Linked DNA regions of Mus musculus: region 2 is linked to region 1. A link is a contact called in ENCODE Hi-C or POLR2A ChIA-PET data. All regions are on one chromosome and are shown on one strand. Each heading gives the region's core, a stretch centred on a gene start or an enhancer-like site at or near the end of the contact. The rest is flanking DNA. Distances are from core to core; before and after follow the strand shown. Region 1 holds the start of Maged2 (melanoma antigen, family D, 2). Region 2 holds the start of Tro (trophinin).

Evidence for each region. Hi-C counts contacts between places; a loop is a spot of excess contacts on that map. ChIA-PET counts read pairs that join two places held with the same protein, here RNA polymerase II (POLR2A).
Region 2: a map of left cerebral cortex shows a loop between it and region 1 (3-fold over the local background). The contact joins the promoter of Tro here to the promoter of Maged2 in region 1. A Hi-C loop is called at or near these places in 1 of 37 maps with a recorded cell type or tissue (left cerebral cortex). POLR2A ChIA-PET finds 5 or more read pairs at or near these places in 1 of 5 experiments (embryonic stem cell).

The regions. Positions count from the first base shown.
Region 1 is chrX:150,812,964-150,815,663 of GRCm38, forward strand. Maged2 (melanoma antigen, family D, 2) reads right to left here and starts at 1,382. Exons shown (of 13, transcript NM_030700.3): 1 at 1,266-1,382.
Region 2 is chrX:150,656,155-150,658,854 of GRCm38, forward strand. Tro (trophinin) reads right to left here and starts at 1,282. Exons shown (of 13, transcript NM_001002272.3): 1 at 1,191-1,282.

The DNA of each region.
Region 1 (2,700 bases), core at 132-2,631:
GGACCCCGCCCCCTTTTCCCAGCGCACCCCCCCCCAGCCGCAGGCTTAGAGTGCGCATGCGCGTCTTCTGCAGCGCCCTTTCAACCCCGCCTGCTTTCCCAGTACAAACCCGTTCTTTGAAGTCCACCGTGCACATGCGCATTCAGCAGCTGGCCCAGTCTCTGCGAGCCCTTCTCAACACGCCCCTTTCTAGCTATACATAAAGCGCATGCGCAATGTCCACGGTCTCAGTCCAGCACCCAACTCCTATACACGCCCCTCTCCAGGTCCGCAATGCTGTTCAGCCCCGCCCCCTCCCCAACAAACCTTCCATCCAAATTGTCGCAGTGTCTGGTGGTCCTAGCCCCTCCCCTACTCACAACCACCCTATCAATTTCACAGAGCCTCCAGGTCCCGCCCTTTATCCTAACACGCCCCCCTCCAAACGGTAAAACCCAAATTGGTTTGGCTCCTTCCCTGTAACACCCCCTCCTCAACTCAGGATTGAACTAGTGATTCCATCTTAGGCCCAGCCAAACGGGGTCCAGTCCCCTCCCTTCCTAGCTGGATGGATTCGGTAAGATTTGGCTCTTAAGGCAGGTTTTCTCCAGATCCCAGAGGGTGGGGCCGACCCCTAGCAGGCTCTCATCCAAAGCTGGGGCCCATGACTTACCTCGTCCTCCTACAATTCCCGAGTGTGTCCACTCTCTCCAAGCCCCTCCGAAACTCAGATACTGCCCTCCCCACTAAAGGCCGGAAGTGGTCCCGCCCCTTTCCGCCTCCCTAGGGGGCCTCCGTCCCAGCCCGTCTGCCCCTCCCCCCTCAACACTCCTTATTCCCCCCCTCCCTATTCCCTTGCCTAACTCCGGACTCCCTATTTCCCATCGCATTTCCTATTTACTCTACAGAAATCTCTTCCCATTCCTTACATCCTTCTCTGTGTTACCTATGCAACCCCCCTCCCCAGTGTCCCTTAACCCTTCTCTGCATCCCCTATTCTTGTCCCTGGATCTCGCCTTCCCCTTCTTATTTCCCCATATTCTTCCTTCTCCTCCAAGCATGCACAGTTCCCCTTTTTCTCCCCTCCACCTCTGCCAGTCTCTGCTGTCCAGTTCATATACAGCTTACTACTTTCTTGGTCGTTCTCATTCTCACACCGCATCAAATGCAGCACTTCTGCTCCAGCTATAGTGGTCAAATAAGAATTGCCCACCTGCCCAGCTATAGGTTTCAGGTAGTTAGAACCACTGTCTGCTCACCAGGAAAGCCCAATGTTGTTCCCTCACCTTGTCCTCCAGTGAGTCTGGGATGCGTGTGCCTGCTCCTCTCAGTCCCTCTCGAAGTCTCAGCCTCCTGGACTAGAGCTGCAGACAGCCCAGCCCAGCCCAGCCCCTTTCCGCAGCCCCCTACCCCCCGCCCCCTTCCTCGGGGGTGGGGCAATGGGGCCCTGCTCAATGCTGTCTGACGCCAAAGCCCATGTTTATGCCTCTGTACCAGGTTCGGTCTGAAGCCCTTCCAACCCAAACTGCCCCCACGAAAACGATTCATTCATTGAAATTATTTATTTTATATCGTTATTTTTCTTACTACAAAAGTAGTGTGTTGTCATGTGAAAACCAGAGAAATGCAGAAATATGTAACAGAAAATTAAAAGCTATCTTTAATCTCCTTCCTCAGAAATACTCATGACATTGAGTACTTTGATAGACATTCCTCCATTAATTTTTTAATTTGTAGTCTGATTATGTGCACTTTCTCCCTACACCGGCTATACTAGTTACCTACTGTTCTGTAACTGCTTTTTTTCAAGTTATATATTCAAACCTCTTTCCCTTAGCATATGTTTTTTTAGAAATGTATAATGTTTTCTTGTATAACTGTCCTATAATTTATTTACTTAGTTCAGCTTCGTGTACTTTCTGGGTTGTTTCCCCCTTTTCGAACTATTACAAACAATGCTACAAGGACCATCCTGGTGTCTATATTGGACTGTTTTGTTGTTTTATTATGTTTTGCTGATTCAATTCATTTGAAAAAACTACCATTTTCAGCGTAAGTTAACTGTACAAAGTAATGACTTTTATTATGGCATTGACAGATTCACCCTCAATAACGTTTTTCACTAGTTTGAAATGGCACTTCTGTTGCCTGATAAATTCACATAAACAACTGGGTGTCTTCATGAGAACAAGATAAAATGTAAAGACAAAGAGAAGTAGACAAAATATCATTAGCAATAGAGCAGGTGAATGCAGACCCAGAAAAAGCTTATTATAAACTATAATTCACGGTAGTTATAGAAATAAAATTCAAGATCTTTCTTATACACAAATAGTCAGAAGTCTGCTTCTTGAGGTCACCTTTGCCCATACTGGACAAATGAAAGATAGCCAATCCTTATGGCTTTATGGACAATTTGATTCACATACATTTTCACACATCATCAAGGCGGGTTTATATATTCGTTTCATTTCCTATAAACTGTTACTTCCCCCAAGTTTGTAATGTCACCCTTCTACTTTCTTATCTCCTAGGCTCTCTCTGCTGAGCACAAATGAATAGTCTCTCATTTTCTTCCAATTCTGGTGCCCCAAATTCCTATCCTATCCAACTTATGGAAAACTTCCAATACCAAGAAAATAAAGTTCTCAAACCTGAGGGTCCTGAGGGTCTATGAAAGCACCCTACAGCTGGTCACCACATAGATGTTGTAGGTGTGTG
Region 2 (2,700 bases), core at 32-2,531, 160 kb before region 1:
TACGACCTACACCTTAATACCCTCTACCACACCGCAACCTGACAGTGCGCATGCGCACAGAACGAGAGCGAGAGACACGCACACACGCGCGCACCCACACCCACCCACCCACCCACACACACACACACACATATGCGCGTGCACACACACACGCACGCGCGCATGATAACAGGTTTTCCAAATGCAGCTGGTCCTCAAGGCCCTCAATACGCATGCGCTATGGTGGACAGGACCATTCTAACCATCTCATGTCCACATATGTCCCCCGCTCTCAGAGCTACAGAACATCTCGATCCCACCGCCTCCTCCTCCTACATCATTTCTCAGCCCGTCCCCCCACCCCAGGCTCCACAGGGCCTCTTCGCGCCACCCCCTCCTACCACCATCCCACCCCACCCCCGCCCCCATTCCTGTGCGGCCGCGCCAGCCCGCGCCAACCATCAGCCACTCACTCAGGCTGTGGTTCCGCAGTCCTCCGCACCTCCCACCCTCCTCAAGCCCCCTCCCCCCCCACCCGCGCCGCAGTCGCCTTCGCCAACACTATCCCCCCTCGCCCCCCCCCCCCCCGGTCCACGTCTGCAAGGGCCCCGCCCCGCCCTTTCTGCAACATTGATACCCCACCCTCAAATCCAACAGGGATAACCCCTTCATGATTCCCAGCTCCCTAACCCTACCAGGTCATCCCCTCTTTCAAAGCAGTGCTACCCGGATCCTAGCCCGTCCTTTCTCCCTTCCAAGCCTGGTCCTCTGGCCGTTTAAAGAGGATTCTGTCGCTCCTTTCTTAGTCCAGATTCGATTCATCCTTTTCGTAGCCCATAACGGGGTCCAGCCCCCTTTCTTCAGCTTGATCCGGGTCCCTTACCTCCCTCCTGAACTCGACCCTCCTCCCTTTTTGCTACAGCCAGAACGTGTTCTAGATGTTTCCTTTCCAAAATCCCAACCAGGTCTGCATCCCTTCTTTCCATCCCCAAACTGAGTCTAGACTTTCCCGTAGCCCGGAGATTCCGCCCCCGCCTTTACGCAGTGAGAATTGGGTCCAGGCACCTCTAAACCCACCACATCGAAACCGCTAGATCCCGAATCCAGCCAGGTTCCTGTCAAACCTTAATGCTGTGTGAAGCCAGTCACCCCGAAGCCGCGGCTCTGAAGCCCCCACGGGGTCTTTCCTAAAGCTGGCCACCTCAGCTCACCTCGCCCTCGTGAGCCGAGAGGACGTCTGCTCTCTCCAAGCCTCTCCTCAGGTCTGAGCTTGTAACCCGCCCCCCTGGCCGGAAGTGGTCCTGCCTCTTTCCGCCTCCAGAGGGGGGTCTCCGTCCCTACCAGCCCGCCCCACCCCCTCCCCGCTAACGGCTTCCCAGTCTCCTCAGTGTGGCGCATCTGTTTACTACCTCTTGTTCAGCATTCACACCTAGTCTCCATTTCATTTCTCTGTTCCCCAATACGTGTCCCTGTTCCTATTTGATTTTTCAGTTTCTCCTGAAGAAAATGACCTCAGAGCTCCCACGCCTGTCCTGACAACACTAATTACATGGCGTGATATACTGTGAGAACGTCACATTCATTACTGCCTCTAAAATACGACTAGATTAAGATAGAGGCGCTGAACATTAAGGTGATGCTCTCAAATAATTCATATATATAATATATATTTAAACAATATGTAATAAATAATTAAATACATATAGTTAAACAGTAGATGTAAGAAAAATCAATTAGAGCCTGTCAGATGGCTCAGCGGTAAAAGCACTCCAAGCCTGCGGACATGAATCCTATTCCCTGGATCCACATGGCGGAGGTAGAAAACCTACTCCCACAGGTTGTCTTCACAGCTCTGATTGCACACAAACACATATGTGCATGTACACACACTTTATTTATTACAAATAAAAATGTAATAAAAAAATCCCTACATGCTTCTATTTTATTTCAAAATAATTTCACTGATTCCTTAAAATTAAAAAAAAAATTATTTGGAAACTATGGGAGCGGGCATTTAACAAAGCCCTGATATAATTCCAGCACTACTTGGGAGGGAGATGTTGAAGGGTCTTGAGTTCAAGTACAGCCTTCTACGATGAGATGATATATTAAAAATCATATGTATATGTGCATATATATACATACAAATATACATACACATCTTTTTTTCTCATGTTCTTCTTTTACTGATGCTCTGAACAAGGACTTAGGCTTTCTCTTGTGATGTAGCACACTACTCGCCAGTGCAAGAAACAATTTGTAGCATTCACTTTTTTTCATTCAATTATGTCAAACTGAGTAGAGACCATTATGTCAGAAAAAAAAGGCAGTCAAAGCTAAAATGAGACATTATAAAAAAGAATGACATTATACACTGGGCGTTGAATCCCAGCACTTGGGAGGCAGAAACAGGCAGATCTTATGAGTTCAGGGGCCGGCCAGGGCTACATAGTGAGGTCCTGTATCAAGAAAACCAAGGGATACTTTTGGGATAGCATTGGAAATGTAAATGAGGAAAATACCTAATTAAAAATAAAAAAGAAAACCAAACAACAAAAGAATTATATAATAAGAGACAATTCACAAGGACCATATAAAAATTAAAAGTATCTATGAATCCAACACTGAAGCACCTATATGTATGGAGCAATAATGTTAATAATGAATGGGGGATAGAGCACAGTCAAACAAATAGTAAAGGACTTCGATACCCATTTTCCA